3 separate regions of the Mus musculus genome follow, and regions 2 and 3 are each linked to region 1. Evidence: chromatin loops called from intact Hi-C (ENCODE). Cell type or tissue: left cerebral cortex. All regions are shown on one strand. Region 1 holds the start of Ranbp2 (RAN binding protein 2). Region 2 has its middle 20 kb from the start of Gm23058. Region 3 has its middle 12 kb from the start of Lims1.

Region 1 (8,000 bases):
ACAAACCAAACAATGCCCGAAAAGGTTACTTGCTACCCCAATTAGAATAAGCCAGCTACCCTGTTGCCTAAATCTGCCCCTTACAAAGGTATAAAAAGTATGTTCTTTGTTCATTTGGGGTCTCTCCTCTGGCCTGCGTGCTGAGGCGGGGGGGGGGTCCCCCAACATGTTGGAATAATAAAAAAAAACCTCTTGTGGTTTGCAGTGATGGTGGTCTCTGTGGTCTTTGAGCAAGGGTCTTTTGATGAACTTCAACATAAGGACCATTCCTCTCTCTCTCTCCTCACTCTCTCCCTCTCCTTCTCTCTTTCTTCTCCCTCTCCCCCTCCCTCCCTCCCTCCCTCCCTCTCTCTGTGTATCTCTCTTCTCCCCTTCTCCCTCTCCCTCTCTCTCTTCTCCCTCTCTCCCTCTCTCTCCACGGATGACCATTCTCAATGACCCCCCCACATACACCATAGATCCTCTTCCCTTGAGAAGATTTCTCTTTTTCTGAGGCAGAACCCCTTCCTTTTAGCTCCAATATCCCCATACTGGGTGACCTGTGTCTCAGGGCATCTGCCCTGGTCTCTGACGGTCACGTGATAACCTGGTCAGCCAGTTTGTACCCCCATTCTTGCAAATGGTAAAAATAATAACCTTTTTCCTCCCCCATGGCCATTATTACATCTTTGTTAGTGCCTTCAGGCTCTCCAATGGGATGCCTCCTGGAGAACCTAAAGCCCCTAAAACTAATGCCTGATCTAAAGGCTTCCAGACTAGTACACCTTCACAGTCAGACTTGGCCCCAATGCCCACTAGAAAACTACTAAATAACCACCTAATGGCTTTTTTGATCCTGTGATTACAAGCAACCTGAACAGTTATTGCCAGCAATCCAGAAAATTGAAGGTTTTTTCTTACCTTCACACCAAATCTTCCCTTTGTTCTTTCTCTTCCCTTATGATCAACCACCCACATACATTTTATGAAAAATAACTGGATTTTAAAAAGGTGTAAACTTTATGCAAGGTCTGAGGATATAAAAGCTTAAGTTAGTAGGATCTAAAAAACACCTAAGCAAGGTGTGGTGGTGCATGCCTTTAATCCCAGCACTCGGGAAGCAGAGGCAGGCAGATTTCTGAGTTCAAGGCCAGCCTGGTCTACGAAGTGAGTTCCAGGACAGCCAGAGCTATACAGAGAAACCCTGTCTCAAAAAACAAAAACAAAAAACAAAAACAAAAACAAAAAAAATCTAAAAAATATTCGAGGGTCTAGGAAGGTGTTTTGAGGTCGATAATTGCAAGATATAAAGGTTGGAGGACATAAAAAACTTGGGTGGTGATTAAAAAAATGATTTAAGATACAAAAATACTTCAAATTTCTCCCCCTCACTATGCCACTGTTATACTAGGGCTTCAAAAGTTTGAATCCTAACATTAATTAATGGGGTTCTGACAAATTGCCTAACTCTAATAAAACATCCCACTATTTGATCCACTTTCATAATCACAAATTCAAAATTTTAGGTTTGCTTTGTCTTTTAACTATAGACTAAAGATATTTCTCAAGCTAAATCTATGTGATCAACTGTCATATTCACAACATCAAAAAATTTTTAACAGTTTTTTTAAAGATTTATTTATTTATTTATTTATTTATTATATGTAAGTACACTGTAGCTGTCTTCAGACACTCCAGAAGAGGGCATCAGATTTCGTTACAGATGGTTGTGAGCCACCATGTGGTTGCTGGGATTTGAACTCCTGACCTTCGGAAAAGCAGTCGGCGCTCTTAACCACTGAGCCATCTCGCCAACCCAACATCAAAATTTTAAGTTTCCTTTGTCTTTTAAATATAAACTTAAAAATGTTGAATTATGTTAAATGTGTGTGCATTCAGTCTTCTGGATAGAGGGGGAAAGCCCCTCTTGCCCCCCCTTTCTGTTTCATAGAAATTTTGTCTTTCCTGAGCTCACCTTAAAGATTGTTTAAGCTGTTAACAAATTTCTCTTTATTGTAAACTTAAAAAGATTCTTACAAGCTCCAGGAAACCCACTTGGATCTATTTTCATGGACCACACAGACTCCATCTGGATACGTATCCCTGCCAATCAATAGCAAGTTGCCACCTGCTGCCTATTCCAGAGGATAGGATTCCTCCCCTGCCCCCAACCACCAAGACCTAAGGGTTTTAAATGTATACCTAAGAAAAGGTTTTTCTTCTGAACCTACTTAACTTTATTTTCTGCCTCTAATATGTATATTTGTTTCAGCATCCTGCCACATCCAGGCATTTGCTCAAAATCTACACCCAGGACAGCTCCAGAGAAGCAACCCATAGATGCTCTGGTCTACCCTCCCAGATGCCTCTACTGGGCCTGTGCCTTTCTACCTGCCCATGGTCCCACAGACCCTGGACAGCAATGAAACACCCAGCTATCCCAAAACTTGGCCAGCATTCCCATCCCAATTTTCTTAGGTTTCCAAAAGACTCACTGTCTTAGTTAGGGTTTCTATTCCTGCACAAACATCATGACCAAGAAGCAAGTTGGGGAGGAAAGGGTTTATTTGGCTTACAATTCCATACTGCTGTTTATCACCAAGGAAGTCAGGACCGGAAACTCAAGCAGGTCAGAAAGCAGGACCTGATGCAGAGACCATGGAGGGATGTTCATTACTGGCTTGCTTCTCCTGGCTTGCTCAGCCTGCTCTTTTATAGAACCCAAGACTACCAGCCCAGAGATGGTCCCACCCACAAGGGGCCTTTCCCCCTTGATCACTAATTGAGAAAATGCCTTACAGTTGGATCTCATGGAGGTATTTCCTCAACTGAAGCTCCTTTCTCTGTGATAACTCCAGCTTGTGTCAGGTTGACACAAAACTAGCCAGTACACTCACCCATTGCCCCAGAGTCAGCAGGAAGTAGCTAAAGAATATGACATCCTACTCCTGACCCACCATCATCTCTAATTTCTCTTTTCAATTAAACCAAAATGGAGGAATGTTAGCATATCTTCTAGGCTTCATCCAACAGTTACCTGGCAATGGCCAGGTACAAGCCAGGAGTCAGGCATGTAAGGAATGTTCAAGCTTCTCTCTCTCTCTCTCTCTCTCTCTCTCTCTCTCTCTCTCTCTCTCTCTCTCTCTCTCCTCTCTTTATTTCCTCTTTCTCTCCATCTATGCTCTCTCTTCCTACATGTCCCCGGCCTGTCTCTTCCCTTCTTTCTCTCTTCCTCTCTTTCTTTTTCTGTCCTTCACTGTCTTCTTCTTTTCTCTGACTTTATTCTCTTCTCCAGACTCTGCTCCCTTCCAGGCCTCAAGTAAACTTCCTTTTATATACTAGGACTGTCCTATGGTTGACACCTCAGCGGGACCCCTCAACATGGGCTCACTAAGACACCCTCTCCTGCCACATCATACTGTGTTTATAAAGCACACAGCCTGGGAACACAGATTTAGGTTACCTCAAGCCCCATCACCCAACATGAAAAAGTTTTATAGAATAAAGAAAGTCATATAAATAAAGGTAAGCTTAACATATATCCTGATATATGAGAGATGTAGTAACAGTAAGGCGGAGAAGCTTTTTATAGTCCTATGACACTGCTGACATTTTGGGCTGTTTGCTGGTAGAAGCTGGTAGTCTGCTAAGTTAATAGATTCCAATGATTTTTAATCTATAGTTTACAGAATGTTAGTTCTGACACAGAGGTGAGCAAGATGCTGTTCTGGGACTAACCTAGTCCAAGGTAAGTGTATGCAAGGGCAAGGGGCACAGTAAAGAGACTGAAACGGCCACTCTTTGGGTAGACAAGGTAAAGTTTATTCCAAACAACAAAGGTTGTCTCTCTCAGGAAAAGCTGAGAGAAGGGAGATGGGGGAATATGTATCTGGGGAGGAGGGAAGCAAAGAGCCAGGATGCTGGCAAGGGGGCTTTGAATTGTATAACAAGTACTTGTAAGTATGGACTGGGGAGCCTGGGGGCTAGCGCAGAGCTGTAAATCCATTTCTGCCAGAGGTAAGGGAAATTACTCCTTTGGTAGATAGGAAACAGTTTCACAAGTTACTAAGGAATGCAGGCTTTTCCTAACCACTAGAAATCCTCCACAGTCCAGACTGAGTCTAAGTTAGATCCAATTTTGGAGTCAGTGGCATTTTTGGGGGATGGGTGGGGTACCCTTTGTATCTGACAATAAGGTATTTAACATCTGGAACTGCACCACTCTAACCTCTCCACTGCGGTTTTGATCAGTCTTTGCAGACAAAGGTTCTTTTCAGCAGTTGTCGTTTACGACAGTTTATTCACAATCTTGAGACTATTACTTAAAACTTTGTGTGTGTGTGTGTGTGTGTGTGTACATGAGGACGTGTGTGTGTGGGTTCTACGGGGGTCAGAACCCGGATTTAGATAGATGCCCTGGAACCGGCTGCTGAGAACTGAACTTCGGTCCTTCAGAGGACCAACAAGCACTCTTAACTGCGGAGCCATCTCTCTAGCACGAAGAGATTATTACTTTTAATATTCTAATATAATCTGTTCTGCTCATTGTTAAGTCACAAAACAGGCCCCTGAAGGCAATTGTTGCTGACAGCGTCCTAACGGCCGCCTCGATTCTTACCCAAACAGAAACCTAAAGTCATCATTTCTTAAAACCTCGTGAAGCCTGTTTCTGTTTGCCAGGAAAGCCACCACTTCCTCCTCTGCCCCTAACCGTCAACTACCCCGTGAGGTGCATCTCATCACGTAACGCTAATATTTCCACTCCGATTTATCTAAGCATAAAGACACTGTTCAACCAATATTAACCTTTATTCTGCTGAAACCGGAGGCAATGACGACGTTTGTCTCTTTAGAAGGAAATCAAGTGTTGACCAGATGCAGCACCCGAAAAGGTCGGATTTATTAGGGCACTGCCATTTTAGGTCCGCTTTGTGACGTAGCACCAGTGAAATCTATAAAGCCTTTCCCGGGGAAAGGGAGTTCGTCTCGATCGTTTGCGAAACGGTCACGTGGTCTGGAGCGCGGGCGTGGCGGGGTGACAGCGAGCAGGCGCTCCAGGCCGCAGCGCGGCGCACAGTGATGACGCGCGCCGCACGCCCTGTGCCCATCCGTTCGCGACGGAGCTGCGTCACCGGTGTTCGGCGCTCACCTCCTGGAGCCCGCAGTCGCTGTAGGCCCCAGGGCTGGTCTGCCGCTCCTGGGGAGCCTGGTCCGCGGCGCGATGAGGCGTAGCAAGGCCGACGTGGAGCGGTACATCGCCTCGGTGCAGGGCTCCGCCCCGTCGCCCCGAGAGGTAAGCGGGTCTGGTCCGGTGGCGGTGGCGCCGGTGTCATGGCTCCCGGCGGCCTCGGCTCCCCGCTGGAGTGGAGGCGGTCGCGGGCGGCGTGGCGCTGCTGAGCACCGGAGGCGTGGGGACTGCGGCCGCCAGCGTTTCCTCTTCATGGCTATCCGCGGGCCCACTCGGGCCTGGCTTCTTCGGCCTCCGCTCCGTAGGCCGTCGTGGGGCGCTCTGCGGGGTTCGCCCGCCCGCCCGCCCGGCGTCGTCGGTCTCCCGGATAGCTAGGCCCTGTCACGGCTGCCGTGTCTCGGGGGGAGGCTGACACCGCGCGGCGGTGGGCTTGCACGGTTGTGTGGGTGGCTCCACGGACGAAGCAGGGCGGGAAGGAAGGGCGCGTCAGCATAAACGACACGGAAGGCCCATAATTTAAGTCTTCTAGTGCTGTGCCCCGCTTCCCCAAACCCCTTTTGGAGGCTGCTAGTCGGAATTCCTTCTAGGCGGTAGTTGCAATACCTTAACATTTCTAACGTTATTTCGCAACGTGTTTTGTGTGTGTGTGTGTGTGTGTGTGTGTTTAAGATCATTAACGTTGTGTTTATTTTGGGTTCTTAAAGAGTGTTGGCCGGTGGAGAGAGATGTACAGAGGCTCTACAGTCAGTTATTTTTTGGGCGGGGGAGGGGTGTGTTGAACAATCAAGTTCTACCATTGGTAAACTAACTTGGTACAGTATAGACTCTTCATCAGTAAACGGCATTTTGACCTTGTTAGTGTTATTTAGTGTTACCGAGGATGATTCGTGTTAACATTTAGGGCAGACTTTGAGATACAAAGAGTCAGAGGGCTTCAATTTTTGTTTACAAACGCCCAATTCAGTTGTGTATATATATATATATATATATATATATATATATATATATTTTACATTCTGTCTCTGAGGGTTTTATGGTCATCTATATAAACCAAAGTTCATGAACATACAAGTCAAATGGCATAATTTTTGTTGTTGTTGTTGTTGTTACTTAAAGTCTCTTCTTTAGATGGCTTCTGCAGGTTAAATAATCCAGTCCAGCAAATCTACAACCCCTCCCCCAAAGCGATTTTAAAAGTCTCAAGTTCATTTAGTGCTGGTATGCCCAAAGTGGGAAATTTTACACCCAGTTTCCTCTGATGGATCAAAATCAGAATGCCATGGTACAAGAGTTATATGAAAGTGCTTTTGGGTTTCTGTCTATAAGGTGTACATTTTAGATAAATGTGTTTATATTAGATTTAGGATTTGTTACCAGGATATCTAACATGCTTGAAGATATTTAAAAATCTAAAAAAACAAGACCCTGAAATCTAAAAATGCCAAGCATTTCAGATAAAGCATACTAAAGTATCTAATACTATTGTATTAATTGTATGTAAATGTGTAAATGGTTGTTAAATTATGTTAGGAACCATTTCAAAGTCTCTACATATTCAAATATGACTTTTGAGTTGTTTTTCTTTGTTTTGAGACAGAGTTTCTATTATGTTCTGGAACTCACTGTGTAGATCAGGCTGGCCTCAAACTCACAGAGATCCACCTGCCTCTTCTTCCCAAGTTCTGGGATTGAAGGTGTGTGCCACCACATCCTGCTACTATTTTTTTTTTAATATTTATCGAAGGTTGGTTGGGTTGGTTATATTGATTTGGATAGTATGACAACTATAAGACATTTTTTGTTTTAACTAGTTCCATTGTTCAATTTTTTTTTTTTTTTTTCTTTTTGGACAGGGTTTCTCTGTATAGCTCTGGCTGTCCTGGAACTCATTTTGTAGACCAGGCTGGCCTCAAACTCAGAAATCCGCCGCCTGCCTCTGCCTCTGCCTCCCAAGTGCTGGGATTAAACGTGTACGCCATCATGTCCAGCTCAGTCATAATTCTTATTTCCAATTTTTTTTGTATTTTTAAAAAAGATGATGCTAAACGCGTTCTATTAAGAAATAATGCCACAGGCCCTTCTTTTCTGTGTTCCTGGTGACCTCTTTTTCTATTTATGAATTTGGTTATTTTTTATTTTTCATTTGTAGAATCTTATATTTGTCCTGTTAGTATATTTTTAAGGTCATCCATGTTGTAGCAGGTGTTGGGAGAATTATTCCTTATTAATTCCTTATTATTATTACTACTATTAATCTTTTCTTTTAAAGGTTTTATTTGTATTTATATGAGTACACTGTAACTGTTTTCAGGCACACCAGAAGAGGGCATCAGATTCTATTACAGATGGTTGTGAGCCACCATGTGGTTGCTGGGAATTGAACTCAGGACCTCTGGAAGAGCAGTCTGTTTTCTTAACTGCTGAGCCATCTCTCCAGCCCCTATTGTTATTCTTTAAATAGTTTTTCAGATGGGGTTTCTGTGTGTAGCCCTGGCTATCCTGGAACTAACTTTGTAGATCTGGCTAGTTTGAATTCAAGAGAGCAGCCTGCTTCTTCTGCTATAGTGGCATTGAGTGCTGGGATTAAAGGCGTGTGCTACCACTGCCCAGCTTTTTTGTGGGGAGCGGTGAGTGGCTGAATATTTTAATATTATAAGATAATTTTTAAGATATTTATAAGTTAACATTATAAGATTATATATTACCTTAGGTATGCTACATGTGGTTATTCATTCACTGTTGATTGACACTTAGGTTGTTTATATCTTTTGCCTAATACATATAATGCAACAAACATTGATATAAAAACATTTGAGTGCTTGCTCACCAATGT
Region 2 (8,000 bases), 76 kb before region 1:
TGGATTGGGCTTATGATTTCAGAGGACTTAGTGTCTGTGATGGCAGAGCCAGAGCATGGCAGCAGAAACAGCTGAGAGCTCACATTTTGATCTATAAGCAGGAGACAGGGAGGAACACTGGAAGTGGCACCAATCTTCTGAAACCTCAAAGCCCTTCCTACTGGCTCTTCCCAGCAGTTCCACCAACTGGGGACCAAGCATTCAAATATATGAGCCTAGGGTGTGTGTGTGAGGGAATTCTTACTCAGACCACCACAAAGCACAACTTACAGGAATCCGTTCTCTTCTTCCTGGGTCCTAGGGAATCAAACTCAGGTCCTTAAGTTTCATACAAGTACCTTTACCTCACCAGCACTCCATGAGCTTTTGATGGCTGTTTTTGATGGCTGGTCCACTTGGATGTGTCTTATAAAGTTTGATAAAGGAAACTTTTACAGAGTTCAGAGGCATTGGCAACATTATCCACAGGTGGATCACATTTTTTGGTGATTTTTTTCCCCCCTGTTCTGGACAGTGTTTCTAATAGTTGATATTGCCTTCTTGTCTGTCTGTCTTTCCTTCCTTCCTTCTTTCTTTCCATCCTTCCTTCCTCTCTCTTGCCCCTCCCCTCTTTTTCTTTAAGACAGGGTCTCACTGTATAGCACTGGCTGACTTGGAATTCCCAGTGTATACCAGACTGGCCTCAAACTCACAGAAACCCACCCGTTTCTGTTCCCCACACTAGCGTTTTGTATGTTCTGGCCCTAGTTACTTTGCCCTTGAACCCACTGGCAATGGTACTGAATTGTTGGATCCGCAGCACTGGATCTCATGACAGAGCACTCCTGAGAGACCTTATTTAGGAAGACCTTATGCTTGACAAATAAATATAAGATGAATGAGTGTTGAAAATAATGTAAAACACTAATTTTGCTTTATTAAAGTATGTTTTTAAGATATTTTTATTCTTTTTTAGTTATGTTTAAGAGAGTGTATGTGCACATGAGTGCAGGTACCCATGAGGCCAGAGGTGTTGGCTCCCCTGGAGCTGGAGTTGCAAGTAGTTGTGAGTTGCCTGGCATGAGTATTAAGAACTAAAGTTGGTCCAGGGTAAGTGAAGTAAGTGCCGTCTCTCCAGCTCATAATGAGGTTTCTTTTTTGTTTTGGTTTGTTTTCATTATCTTATGAGATAAAAACTTAGGCTAAAAGAGGATTTGTCTCTATCAAATCCATAGTTAGTTATAAAACAAAATTATTTTTATTGCATATCACATAGAGAAACTAATGGGCTGAAATTGCACAGCTGTTCATATAGTTTATAGACCTTCTGGACCAGCATAAAAGATGCTGGTAATGAACCTTGGTTAATTACAGTTCTGCATAGATGCTGCTTTGTAGCTCCTGTTACTATAAGGAGAAGAAATAGATAATCCCTTAACACTAATGACCACTTCGATGGTTGGGTTTCAGTTAGGCTTCTTCCCCTCTTGTGCCTGAAGGGGGATGTCATTGTAACAGAATGCTGAAAACTGTAAGTTGACAAGTTAGATGAATATTTAGGCAAATTTTTAGTCTTACCATATTTACACTTGTGGAAGGTATTGTTCAAATCTACAGTTTTATAGACTCTGAAATTTCATGAAATACACTCTAAAACTATAGTTTGTATATCTTTCAAAATCTCAGGGGCTAGAGCAGTAGCTCAGCAGTTGAGAGCACTTATTGCTTGTCTTAGGTTTCTATTGCTGTGAAGAGAGACTATGACTACAGTAGCTCTTATAAAGGAAAGCATTCAGTTGGGGCTCACTTACAGTTTCAGAGGTTTTGTGCATTATAGTCTTGGTGGGAAACATGGCAGAGTGCAGACAGAGTATGGCAGAGTTCTGGAGGCAGAGTCAAGAGTACTGTATCTGTCAAAAAAACAAAACAAATGAAGAGTACTATATCTGGATTTGCAGGCAGCAAGGAGAAACTATGTCACACTGCCCAGACTTGAGTTTATAAGACCTCAAAGCCCACACCCAGTGACATACTTCCTCTAAGAAGGCCACACCTTCTAATAGAGCCATTCCCTATGGATCAAGCATTCACACACACAAACCACACATACACCACTCACTCTCTGGAAGTCGTTCCTATTCAAACCACCACATTGCTCTAACAAAGGACCCTGGTTTAATTTCTAACACCCACATGATGGTTTAAACCATCTGTAATTCCAATTCCAGGGAGTCTGACACCATCTTCTGGCTTCATGAGCACCAGGCATGCATGTGGTATAGGTTCATGCAGGCAAAACAAAATAAATAAATGAAATTTTAAATTCCACTTAGAAAATATGGAATACTAAGAGCAAAACATTTCAAAACTCTAAGGGAACAAGCAGGCTATCATGAGTTTGAGGCTAGTCTGAACTACATAGTATGATCCTGTCTCAGGAAAACAACTAAATACCAAATAGTGATACTACGTTGTTTTGAACACAGAAGGGAGCACAGGGTCCATAGAACAAGGGGGTTTGATTAGCCTATGAGATATCTAAAGGCTTCCTACTTTGCCCAAGATATAGTGGGGTGAGTAGGAGCTAACCCTGCTAGAATCCTTTTACTAGACTTACAGGCTGCATTGGAGAAACCAGGAAATGAGAGAAATAGTCTGTCCTAAGAACTGCCTGGAGTCAAGACCAAGGAGCCAGGAGCAGGCTCTGCTGGCACCAGATAACACACCTCATTTTCTTTGTTTATACTGTTATAAAGGCAGTGGAGCCAGGGAAAGGTTTTTAAGAAGGGTCAATAAGCAATCGACCTGCGTTTTAAAAGATCAGTTTGAATAGATTAGAAGATTGGTGGCTGGGAGAAATTTAGAGCAGGCAAGAGAAACTTTTCCCAAACAGCATTAGCCCACTGCTGAGCAGACAGATACCAAATGAACACCTGGTGAAGTTTAAAAGACCCACACTGGGAGTTGGAGGTGTTCAGAAAAGGGAGAAACAAATGTATATATAGGGAAGATCTGAAGAATTATCTGTAGGGTTTTGAAGGAATCTGTTTGTAACACTGTTATAAAATGTAGTACTCACATGCATTTTCTGTGAGAAACTTTTATCAGATTCACAAAAGGTCCCTGGCTCCCAGAAGATGAAAAGCTATGTGAAAAGCTTGGGTAGTAGTCAGCCTGAGAGAAGAATGGTCTTGCACAGCAGTAGAACTTTGTATTTAATCATTCCAGTCAGGAGCTTAAATTAAAACTACACAAGAAACTGTCAGCATGGATGGCAGCGGTTGGTATTACTTTAGAGCGGATTGATATTTCATGCCTGATCCAACAAGAATCTAGGAAGCTAGGAAGGACAGAATGGTATGGAAAGTTGTAATGAGGCTCATGCAACAAACAGCGCAGGTGGAAAACTCTGGCTGGAGCAGCTGGCGGGGACCATTGTTCTCTCTAGCCAGTAGGAGCAGGAGAGAGTTAGGAATTTTATGAAGTGATCACTATTACAAGTGTTCAAGGAAAGGTTAGGAATCCTACACTGAATGCAAGGCTGAAATGGCAGTCAGAATCTTGAGAATGCAGAAATGGAAAGCTTTCTATTTAGAGTCACGTGGGGAAGTCTAGACCTCTCTGCACTGTAAAAAGTATGCAAAGACGATAACTTGAAACTGAAAACCTTTGAATTATATCTGAACAGAAAACTTAGGCACAGTTGGTAACTATTTTTCAATGGGAAAGTGTATTTGAAGGGAAAAAAAGAACTAGGGTCTGAAGATATGCAGCTCAGGTCTGAGGGATGGGGCTGGTAAAAAGCTTGATTAACATACAAGAATACCCAGCATTGTATAAACCAGGCAACCAGGAGTAGTTGGTGTATGCACACCCATAATCCTAGCACCTGCAGGTGGAGATGGGGGATAAGGCATTCAGAAACATCTTTGCCTACCTAATGAGTTTAGGGCCAGTCTGAGATACATGAGACCCTGTCTTCAAAAATAAAAGGGGGCTGGCTGGGCATGATGGTGCACACCTTTAATCCCTGCAGTTTCGAGGTAGAGGCAGGCAGGTCTCTTGAGATTGAAACCAGCTTGGTCTATATAGCAAGTTCAAGCCCATAAGGCCAACATAGTACAAGACCCTGTCTCCAGAAACAAAGCAACAACAATTTTTTTAAAAGACCCAAGATCTTCTGTGTTCTACTGTATTATACACTCTACTGTGCACTGGAGGTAGGGCTGTGATCCTACCTGGTACTGGTGTAGGGCCAGTGTATTTTTCCGAAGTTTGTGATCTCTGTTGGTGCCTGTGTGTTCTTATCTAGCTCCCTTTCCAGTGTGTCGGACCTCAGTATGCTTCTGCACAGGTCGAGGAGAAGATAAAGCTCCCCTCCCCTCCCCTCCCCTCCCCTCCCCTCCCCTCCCCTCCCCTCCCCTCCCCTCCCCTGTCTCCCTCTCTTCCTTTCTGTCCATCTGTCTTCATGAAGACAATGGCTTAAAGAGTCTTCAGCAATGGCTCAGAATTTCATTTTATTCTTTGTAGCAGTTTCATTGCAGCATAAGCATTGACTTATTAAAATTCCTACTTGTCAGCCCAGCCATTTGAAAAGTCAGAGGGCAGCAATTGTCATAGCTTGTTTGTTACAGAGCTTGGAACTGGTCTTTTTGTGACTGTCTTCACATCCTTTTAACCACAGACTCTTCATACAAGATCCATCCCACACAGTTCTGTTTCCTGTGTCAGTAGCTTTCAACAAGCTGTTTCCTTGTTGGCAGGGTTGCATCAGTTTAAAACAAAGCCAAACACCCACCTCTTTTAAAAGTAATGCTACTGGCTACATTATGCTGTTGAAACACATCTTGTTTCTTAGTGCCTGGTATTGAACCCAGGGCCTTGTACATGCTAACCAAACACTCTTCAATGAACTATACTCTCAAGTCCTTTTCTGTATTCTTGTTGAGAGCAGTCTAAAAGGAAAAGAACAGTACAAAGTGTTCAAAGAGAAATTTTCTAGAACCATGAATCAAGCTTTTGGCTAAGAAATAGCCAGCAGCCTGCCTGTATTTGTGCTGTGGTGTATGTCCTGAGAGGGACTTAATTGGTCTGGTGGGTGGCACCCTGCCTGATGTACTGTTTACATTATTGGAGCAGGTGACACAGCATTTCCCATGTCCTCTGTGATCTGCAACCCCTTCACCTTGCTTCCCAAGATCAAATGCATAGATAAATATTGGCATTTATAGGCTGACAACCTGGAGATAAATGTTACCCTGCAGAGGAGGCTGTGTAAGTTGGGGGTTATTCAGCAAGAATAGACATAGAATCTGAAAATCATTTAACAGAATTTAGCAGAAGAAACACTCTTCCTCCCATTTATGAATTTTTAGTAATATTTACTGGGGAGGGGGTGGCCTAGACACCATCTTCTCTTCTAAGGAGGATTCAGAATGCTGAGAGAGGAAGGAATTGGACTGTTTCCTTTGGAATTCTGACTCCCCTCCAACCCCCAGGGAAAATGTCCCAAAGAGCTCCTGATGACCAGGCATTTCTTTATACTGACAGCTGTCTGAAATGTTAATGGATTTCCTGGCAAATAAAACAGGGCAGACCCTCCTTTAAGCATTACTTTGCTAGAGCTTTTCCCCAACTTTAATTCAGAAGACTCTTAGAGAGATTTTATAAAGGAATTGCTGTCATTGTTCATAAGAAATTTGCTTATTGGTGACCACGTGGGCCAGTGTGGGTCACTGACTCCCCCTCCCCTAGGTACAGGGCCCAGAGATAAGGCAAGTCATGTCTTGCTGGGGAGGGTGTGTACAACAAGAAACAGGAAGCTGTGTTTCAGCCGACTGGCCTGGCCTGCTTTGCCTGGAGCTTTCTAACCCAGAGTCAGGTGTGCTGAGGTCCTTCGGCAGAGGACACTGCCTTTCTGAGCTGGCAACGCTCGCTCGCCTAGCACAAGTATCCTTAATTGCTGTGCAGAGAAAACTATGACCACACTACAGCTTAAGGAGCTTTCACAGTCGGGCCTCTACCGGAGAAGGCGAGAGCGTCCTGAGAGTCTGAGAGTCAATGGGCACGCAGAGGAAGAGCTGAGGTGAGTGCAGGGTTGGCTAAGGGTCAAGGTTCCTCTCGGTTGTAGCGATTGTGATTATAGCGGGATTCACAGCCTAGTGGATCCCTGTTCTTTGGGTAGGAGCCTCTTGTGGCCCTGGAGCCTGTTCCCACTCTCCTCAGCTCTTCTCCACACCTGGGCTCCTGGTGCATCTCTAAATGCAGCTCCAGACTAGCTTCTCAACGGGAAGGAATTGATTTTCCCTGGGGGCTAGAGCTAGCAGTTTGGGTTTATCAGAGCAGATTTTTGTGAGAAATTAGACTTTGAGTATGTGTCAGGTAGTTTGTAGTATTTGGTGTGGGGGCTGGGTAGGGTTCCTAAGGTTGTTATTGAAGTGATGTAACAAAGAAATGTTGTGGAACTACTGAATATAGTTTAGCAGTGATGGACATCAAAAATCTGGAGAACAAGTTAGCAAAAGATTAGTTGTTTTGGGTTTCAACTTTAATTTATCTAAAACCAACATTTTTTAGTTTTTTGCTGTAACTGCCAAGAAGTTATTTTAGATTTGGTATTCTGAAAGTCGCTACTGCATTAAGCCCCATGTTACTGTGAAAGAGGATTTGGCTTTTCGTTTTTCCTTTCCTTTCCTTTCCTTTCCTTTCCTTTCCTTTTCTTTCTTTCTTTCTTTTTTTTTTTTTGGCGCGGGGGGGGGGGGGGGACGGGGGGGGGGGCGGGGGGCGGGGGAGGGAGATAGGAAGTGTTCCTGTTTTCCTGCTGACAGAAAGCTGCAGTAAAAAGAAGCATTTGGAAAATATAATTTTCTGTATCTAGTGTAATTTATTCTTGAATTAGAGTATCTGAATATTCTGACCAGATGGCCGCGTGATATCTATACCTTGCATTTGTTCTCTGTTGACATGGAAGAAATTGACAAGCTTTTAAAACGTGTGTCTCATTATGGTCAGCTATGTCACGAGACCTGTACTTTCAGAGAGAAATGCCTATTTGAAAATTATTGACTTTCTCCAATTTTTGATGATCCTGATAACAAAAGAACTGTTGTCAATGCTGGCAAGTGTCCATGCATGCCTTCTTACGGTGTAAAGTGACTTGGCAACATTTACTGTATTCACTTGGAAATCACTGGATTCAACAGAATGTAAAGGCTTCTGAGTTTGAAGTGTTACACATTTGACTTGTAATCTCTCCCTGTGAGAGGAGCAGTCCAAACCCAGGCCCTCATACATGCTAGGCAAGAACGCCCAACCTACAAGCCCTGTCACAGGCCAGATTTTTGCACTCAGAATTCAAGAGAGAAGTTAGCAAACAAACAAATAGTTGTAATTTCAGATTGGGTTTTCTTAGAATTTCCTGTTTTAAAAATTCAAGATCTGTAAAATATTTTAAACTGTTTTATACTTATTTTCAGACCTAAAATACTTATGTAATATAAGAGGTAGTTCATTTATATAATTATAGTGATCTTTAAAACAACTAGAATTGTTTTGTTTGTTTGTTTGTTTTGGTTTCTCGAGACGGGGTTTCTCTGTGTAGTCCTGGCTGTCCTGGAACTCAGAAATCCGCTTGCCTTTACCACCCAAGTGCTGGGATTTTTATCCCCTAGAATTTAAATGTAGAAAAAAAAATGCTGTCTGTTCCAATGAATTAAAGAAAAATATTTTTTCTACCCATTTTGGTTATGTAGCTCCTTGGTGATGATAACAGTGGTTTGTGTTTCTGCTGTTCTTGTCTCCTAATACTGGGAAAAGCACTTTCCATATTGACTGTGCAGTTAAAACAGAAAAAGTAGGTAAGGTAGACTTTTTAATGAGTTTAGAGAGATAGGATTTACCACTCGTTGTATTGTAGTATTAGTTAAGAAGAATTAGGAGAGTAATGAAGTTAGGTGTCCCAAGTTTCAGCACCTCAGATCTTCTAAAGGAGAATAAAAACAAGCGCCAACAGTATGTGCCAT
Region 3 (8,000 bases), 63 kb before region 1:
AAGTAAATGTAGATACAACTCTAAAACCAAATATAACTAATGACTAATGGTTCATGCTGCCTAAACTCAAATGAAAATACTAAGACCTGTTAAAGTCTCTTTATATGAGCAAGTGTATAAGTCTGTGCTTTTGTATGTCGTGCCTGGAGATGATCTGTGCCTACAGAGCTGGTGGCGTTTCCGTTTCTGAATAAGAGAGCAGGGGCATTGCAACAGGAGCAGTAACAAAACTTTTTCTGAATATATTCGTGCTCAGAGTAATCAAGTATGCCAGGAGACTCCCACCACCACCACCACCACTCCGTTCCAGGAAGCAGCTTTGCCTGTCACATGGGAGTAAATATGCAATCACCACAGCAGTGTACAATTGGAGTCTTACCCTTTTGAATTACTTTTTAAATTTCTTTCTTCCCCCTTTTTTCCTAATATCTTATCTCTAAGTCTACCTTTTAAGAAATTTTAAATTTAGAGTTTAAAGGGTTTTTTTAGGTTTAAATTAAAATATGAAGAAATGGTTTCATTGTGGCATGTGTGTGTGTGTCCATTGTACTGTATTCTAATGTCTTCTCCCTCTCTGCTCTTCCACTTATTACACTGGTTGGTTCCTTCCTTTCCACAGATAGTCCCCACTTCTGAATCTGTTACTCTAACCTAAGATCTCTTCTTTCCCTCTTATGAACCTCTTAGTAGTTTGATGACACATGCATGAGTGGTGTGTGTGTGTGTGTGTGTGTATAAATAAATCTGGGCTGTCCCACATGTGAGAGAAAAACATAGGGTACATATCTTTCTGGATTGCTTTATTTTAACAGAATGATTTCCTATATTTCAGAGAAGATTTATAGATAGGTTATCTCTGAAAAAAAATCTTGTGGTCATTTGCTCTAATATACTAGATTAGTATTGGCCATCCTTAAAAGGGGTAAAAAATTGTGTACTTCTTCGTTTTGGCTTTTTGCTGTTTGTTTGTTTATATGTATGGTTTTATTTCTTAATTTTTGGGGGTTTGTTTGTTTGTTTCTGGAGACATGATCTTACTATGTAGCCCTGACTGGTCTTGAACTTATTCTTTAGGTTTGCCTCAGATTCCTCTTCTTGTCTCAGCTGCCCACCTTAGTGCTAGGATTACAGTTATAGACCACCACACCCAGCTTATCTACTTGCTTTGTAGTGCTGGGGGCCAAGTCCAGAGCCTCCTTTGCTACTGAGTAGCAGCTGCAGCCATAAATCACTGATGTGTGGTACAGCCAGCATAGATACCTGTTATTATTGATGGGACAGCTTTTCACTCCCATGTCATTTTACTAGTTTATTTGAACCATTCTCAGTGAGCGGTTCATCTTTTGGATGGTTGCAAGATCCTCACCTCTTTGAAAATGTGTCTTCTGTCCTGGTTGGTTTTATTGTCACCCTGATACAAGCTAAACTATTCTAGGGAGTCTCAGTTGAGAAAATTCTCCATCAGGTTGTCTATAGGCAGGTGTGTGTGTAGGGGGACATTTTCTTGATTCGTGATTGATATGGAAGGTCCCAGCTCATGGTGGATAGCACTACCCAGGACAGGCAGTCCTGAGTGTATAAGAAAGCAAACTGAGCAAGTCCTGAGGAGTAAGCCAGTAAGCAGCATGCCTCCATGGCCTCTGCCTCAGCTCCTGCTTCCTCGTTCCTACCTTTAGATTCCTGCCCACGTTTCCCTCAGTGGTAGAGTATGACCTGAGAGTTATGAGCAGGTAAAGCCCCTCCTCCCCAAGTTGCTTTTGGTCTTGGTATTTTATCATAGCAATAGAACTCCTAATTAGTACATCTGTGTCTGTTTTCCTATAGGAGTCATTGGACATTGTGCCAAGTTAGTTTTTATTAAATCTTGCTTTCTTATATTTGAATTGTGAAAGAGATTATTTTTACTAATGCTTGATTCAAAGTTCAAGTAAAAGGTCCTGTTAGGCAGCAGACTAAGTGCATTTGCTGTTTTGAACTAAAATCACTGATAGCAGTTCTGTATAAAGGCTTGAGTTTAATTTCAAGATTTGTTTGGGGTTTTGTTTGTTTTTTGTTTTGTTTTTGAGCCGATTTTTTTTTTTTTTTTTTTGGTTTTTCGAGACAGAGTTTCTCTGTATAGCCCTGGCTATCCTGGCACTCACTTTGTAGACCAGGCTGGCCTCGAACTCAGAAATCTGCCTGCTTCTGCCTCCCAAGTACTGGGATTAAAGGCATGCGCCACCACTGCCCGGCTTGAGACGAATTCTTGCACTTGTTATTTCACTATATCTTACCTAGAACTATGTAGATGAAGTTGGCCTTGGACCTACCATGATCCTCTGGCTCTTTCTGCCTCCTGAGTAGTGGAGTTACAGATGTGAGCTTCCATGCTCAGCTTCTTTTTGCAGTCTTTAAGTAATTAAATGTTAAGTGTGCACACAAATGTAACCCACATGGTGCCTGTCTATGTTCTAACTCAGTTACAAAATAACTGAAACAATTGTAATCCACCTGAGCTCCATAGTATTCTTTCCCCAGCCATTTGCTAGATTCTCTCTTGCACACCATTCTAATAGGTTTATGGTTGAGATGAGAACTGGGGGAACTGGATGCGAGCTGTCACCACTGCTATGGCAGCAGAGGACCAGGTGCTGTGAATAGAAGGAAGAAGCAATGTCCTCAAGGACTTAACCAGAATGGGCAGGAGAAAGCATGCTAAACAGAGTTCTTAGGACACTTGAGTCACTCTCCTGTCTTCTGCTAAATTATATATAAGAGCAAAAAGAAAGTCTGGTGACAAGGCTTGATTCTGCTGTTACGACTCAGGTCTACCTATTGTTGGATTTAATTTTTATGACTGGGAGAGGATAGTGGGGAGGGGGAAAAGAGAATGAGGTGTGGGACTGGAGAGATGGCTCAGCGGGTAAGAGCACTCACTGCTCTTCCGAAGCTCCTGAGTTCCCAGCAAGCACATGGTGGCTCACAGCCACCCGTAATGGGTTCTGACGCCCTCTTCTGGTGTGTCTGAAGTCAGCTACAGTGTATTTATGTCTAATGATAAAGAGTGCGCAGGGCTGACCAGAGCGAGCATAGGTCCTAAAATTCAATTCCCAACAACCACATGAAGGCTCACAACCATCTGTACAGCTACAGTGTGCTCGCATACATTAAGTAAATAAATAAATAAATAAATAGATTGATAGATAAATAAATCTTTTTTAAAAAGTGAGAATGAGGTGTGATATGTCATTTCATAAGAGCTTATTTCATAGCAGAAATATCTATAGACCATTGCATTGCCTTTTGCATAGTGTGCTTGGGGCTGATTTTCCCATGCACAGTGTCCTGATTACATCTTGGCAGTGGTGCTTCCTCATCTGCTGAAGCAAAGAGAACTCAGCGAAGACCTCAAGTTCCTCAGCTGTCCTCCTCTTATGTGTCCTTCTGAGAACTCTCTTTGACTGTTTCACTGAACTGTACTTTACTGAGCTACCCACTCCTCCCACCTCTTCCTAGTTTTCAGCAGCAAATATGGCTGTTTTAAGTTTCTAAGTGAGACAAGTTCCTCATGTTGGGTAAGGATCCTAAAAGTCTGAGAACTCTTCAACTATAGGATCCTGACCACAGGCTTCCTCTGTTGGTTTTAGTTCAACAGAGAAAAGAAAGTACCTGCTTTTTAAAGTGTGGTATCTAAAAAGAATAACTTCTTTAGTTCTATTTGTATGTATGTGCATGTCCCTGTGTGAATATATAGCCTGTGAGGGCAATGCCCATAGAAGCAAGAAGAGAGGATTGGATGCCCTGGATCTGGAGCTTGATGTGGGTGCTGGAGACTGAGCTCTGGTCCTCTACTCATCTAGAAAGGAGGACTCTTGTCAGGTTAGCTATCTTTATAGAAAACTGTCTCTCTCCAGGCCAGATCTTAGTAGATGCTGTTGGTGTAGCAATAGAATAGGATGAGCTGCCATGAGATAGCAAGTGTTCCAAGGGCTTAGGTAAGAGTTTCCTAGGGGAAGCTTACAACACATAACCATCTCCTACTTATATCTTGCAGAATTCTCCAAAGGTCTGGTTATCTGTGACTGCTCTCTGCAGGCCCAGAGAACCAAAGCCTGAGGCTTCTTTCCAGTGCCCTCTACTGACAACCCGAGTGCTGCTTTTAAAAGCTAAGATGTAGGGAGCCAGGGTTCAGCAATATTTCACTTCCCAACAGGATGTGAGTTGCCAGGATTATAGAATACCTCTGGGAAAGAGGGAAAGAATTGAATAAAGACCCTCATAACCATGTGACCTGGTTTCAGGGGACAGAACAAAGAGTATTTGAATCTTAACGAGACTGCAGCCCAGGCTGCAAACTGGCTGTCAGTGTAATTGCACCATCTGGTCAACATCAGACTCCTAGGGTCTTGTTATGTCCTTCCCACGCCATCTTTTATCACATTTATGGTAAAGAATCTGAGTTATGGCAGCTAAAATACTTATTGCCTTTCTCTGTGCGTCACAAAATGTAAAGCTCATGAAGGGAAGGTATCTTGTGACTTTGCAGAAAGGTTTTTCAGTTTCTCTGATGCTGGTAGATATATATTCTGTATCAAGAAAGTAGATGAAAATGAGAGATGCAGGGATATGAACAGGAAAGACCTTTGATTTGAATGAAGTGTTTTACTTCTGTCCTCTATACTGATATTTTCATGGTTCTCTTTTTTTCTTATCAGTGAAGTGGGGCTCAAATTAAGTTTAGTGAAGAATAAAAACTCCCACTAACTTCCTGTCACAGTGTAGCTGGCGGTTGTGTTCAGTGAGAAAGCTCTGCTGAGTCAGAACTAAAATAAGAATGTATCTTAGAGCCTGACAGGCGGCTGCTGCTGCTGCTGCTGCTTGGCACCATGGCCATATAAAGAGCTCCTGCCTGTGCCAAATGGTTTCCCTGGTAACTTGGGCATCTCTTAGGTCAACACAGCTAAAAATACCGTTATTCTATATTTGGAGCTTTCTCAAATGTGGCTTTGTATCTTTCTAAAAAGATGTTTGGAAGTAGGTGATAATATGTTAATTCATCATGATAGGAATAAAAGATGTTATGAGCAGTAAAGGAATCACTAGAGGACTAGTTTCTAGGAAAAATATTTTTAAAATCACAGCAAAGCCTCCTAACCTCTGAGGGAAATATAAAAAATTGTTTAAGTTGATCCAACACTCCAAATTTGTGTGGGGCTTCAGGAGTTCACTGCAGTGATTAGTTACGGGAGCTGTCTCTAAAGCACAATCATGCTAAAGACCTCTTGAGCTGTATGGGTGTCAGCAGGGGTGGTACCTGTCAACCTGTCAGTGTTGGCCCTCTGCCTCTTAGCAGAATGCTTGATGGAATATGGAGAGGGTGCTCAGTCATCCACCTTTAGACAGAGACAAGAGATCCAGCTTTGAGGCACTTGCATACAGAACACAGTGTTCGGTTTCTCTAAAGTCAGGCTAATTGAATGGGATATGGAGGTTCTAGCTGAGGAGAATAATAGTGATTCTTTGACAGTTATACATTTCCTCTAGAGGATATAAGGCATTGTTGGGTGACAGGGAAGTGCAAATCCAACTTACAAAATGAAATGTGCAGGCTACTCATCCTGCCCAGCCTACCAGTTGTTCACGACATTTCTCAGTGTTCTGCCATTAATGGTTATGATTTTCTCTACACATTTGGCAGCTCATCTCCTTTTCACAGTAGGTTACCAGTATGGTAAGGATGTGTCATCATAGAGAAAAGGCAGCTGTTTGGCATTGTGTTTTTGTGGAAAGGTAGGAAACGTAGGTGCTGTTACTTTCTCTGTACACAGTTTTCAGAATGTTACTGTCAGAGAGGGACATAAAGGAAGAGCATGAGCTTGATTTGTTTCTGTCTCTCTCTTCCACTCTCCCGACCTAGGGCGTCTTTTACACAATCACATCTTTTGCAGATAGGGTTTTGTTATGTGAATCACTTAGAGGTGCTTCGTGAGAAATAGACCCCAAAGTAAGCTATTGTTACTTGTTAAACTGGATAGGGTTGGGTAGCTGCAGTATTGATGTGCATTATTTAAGCCAGTTTGGGGCATTTCTGATGTTGTGGAGCTGGCACACATGGTTCTGTCACAGGTCCTTGGCAGCCCCTTGCTGCATCTTGCCTGATCTGAGTGGCCTCTCTATTCTGCAGACACCAGAGAGGAGTTCTTGCCGCACCTGATAGTAGCAGATTTGAATTATTGATTATGGGACAAAGTATCTACTAGTGTACTTCCTGACAAGTTTCCAGCCTATGGTCGGATAGCATCACACTCACTTCCTTTATGAATATCTCCTCAAATATCATAAGGTCAGCCACGTGCTACTATATAACTACGACATCAAAGCTACCTCCTTTATTTTACATGTTTTATTTCAGTGGTCAATTCTTAGGAACAGTTATATGTAAATAGCCTTATACCAGGCATCCTGGCATGGGGCATTGGTGGTGCAGGGTTGAAAACTGGTACTTTAATCCACACATTTCATATTTTCATGTTTTTAAATGATTTTTTAAACTTTCTCTCTGGGTTATAGTTAATATACAATAAAGTTGTGGGCAGCATTAGCACACATCTTTAGTCCTAATACCCAGGCGGATACAGTCGAATCTTAGTTGGATGCCAGCCTGGTCTGCAGAGTACATTCCAACAGAGAGCAACTCGGTCCTAACAAAACAAGCAAACAAAATGATACAGTAAAGTCAGAGTGCTCTTATTTCCTTTTAATAACCGTAGTAAACATCGTGGTAATACTAATACAGACGTAAATGTATGCATCGCTATTCAGCTTCAGCTCAGTTAAGAAAGCTTGTGTTAACCACTTTTTCACTCTTCTCCATGTGATGAATTTGTTTGCCTTACACAATTAAGAAGCAATTTTAAAAATAAGGCAAAAGGCATATTATCTGAAAATTCATCCATTTCTGCTTGAGCTTTGCCTACTTCCTTATTGTCTTGAAAGAAAACATATTACATTGTCCTACAAACTGGAAACGGGGAAGAGCTTTCCGTCTCCATTCTCTCACTTGCGTTGTTTTCAGTAGTCCCGGGAAAATCAGATGAAATTTTCCACTTAAGCCAAGTAGAGAATTACAGGGAAATAGTTCTGCCAAGTAGTAATGTAACTAGGCCATGTTAATTGATTTGAATACCCCATATGGCACCCAGATCTTTTGTAGCAATTGAAGAGGCTTCATCCTAGTGGTAGTTGCTGCTAAGTTCTTAGTTTCGTGATGGATTTAGAATAAATAAGCAGTTTCTAGCTCTCCCATTCCACAGTTATCACTCACTGTGGTGTGGGGATGGTTCCAGAGCACTTCTCTACACCTCCACCTCTGCTGTACCATCATGCCCATGGGATAGCAAAGCCTGTGGTTGCTTGGGCCCCTTAGAAAATGGCCTGGTCCTTGCATAAAATTTACCAAACTTTCATTTTAAATCATCTCTATACTATGCTACCTAATACAATGCAGAAGAATGAATGGATAGGTGGATGAATAATGACATGTTAAAGCTAAACTTTTACTATAAATTTGATTTCTTTTGCATTTGTGCTGATGTGTTTGCATGTTCATGGTGGGATGGTAAACATGTGTGCACAGATATGTGGAAGCCAATGGCCAACCTCAGAAGTTGTCATCCTTGGTTTTGTTTTCTTTCATATGTGTTTGCAAGTATGTATGCACATGGGTATAGAAGTGTTCATGTCTGAACATGCATGTGGAAACACAGGTTAATACGCGGCATCATCCTCGATTATTCTTTGAGATAGGGTCTCTCATTTAAGCCAGAGCTTGTTGATCTCCTGGACTCAATGGCCAGCTTGCCACGCACCCCTCCTTCTGTCCCTCCCCAATCCTCCCCCACCCGTGTGTGTGTGTGTGTGTGTGTGTGTGTGTGTGTGTGTGTGTGTGTTGAGACAGTGTCTCATAGCCCTGGCTGTCCTGGAATTTGCTACATGTACACCAAGTTGGCTTTGAACTTGCA

The links. Hi-C counts contacts between places; a loop is a spot of excess contacts. Peaks named below come from ENCODE experiments on the same cell type or tissue, not always from the same donor. Only the 100,000 strongest peaks of a DNase experiment are listed, where the experiment ranks them.
Region 2: a loop joins it to region 1, with 4 times the contacts of the local background. A loop is called at or near these places in 14 of 42 quality-filtered maps.
Region 3: a loop joins it to region 1, with 6 times the contacts of the local background. A loop is called at or near these places in 6 of 42 quality-filtered maps.

The regions. Positions count from the first base shown.
Region 1 is chr10:58,441,780-58,449,779 of GRCm38, forward strand. It overlaps Ranbp2 (RAN binding protein 2), which reads left to right and starts at 5,073. Exons shown (of 29, transcript NM_011240.3): 1 at 5,073-5,272. The coding sequence starts at 5,201. In left cerebral cortex, a CTCF peak has its summit at 7,481 (motif pointing right); DNase peaks (open chromatin) are centred at 4,106, 4,411, 5,028, 5,590 and 1 more place; H3K4me3 peaks cover 2,546 bases; H3K27ac peaks cover 1,861 bases.
Region 2 is chr10:58,365,636-58,373,635 of GRCm38, forward strand. It overlaps a transcript of Lims1 not described here. Among named protein-coding and RNA genes, the nearest start is that of Gm23058, 20 kb to the left of the region's middle. In left cerebral cortex, a CTCF peak has its summit at 3,437; DNase peaks (open chromatin) are centred at 4,719, 5,994, 6,157 and 7,095; H3K4me3 peaks cover 373 bases; H3K27ac peaks cover 4,374 bases.
Region 3 is chr10:58,378,685-58,386,684 of GRCm38, forward strand. It overlaps a transcript of Lims1 not described here. Among named protein-coding and RNA genes, the nearest start is that of Lims1, 12 kb to the right of the region's middle. In left cerebral cortex, a CTCF peak has its summit at 4,116 (motif pointing left); DNase peaks (open chromatin) are centred at 114, 3,486, 4,137, 4,411 and 4 more places; H3K27ac peaks cover 6,015 bases.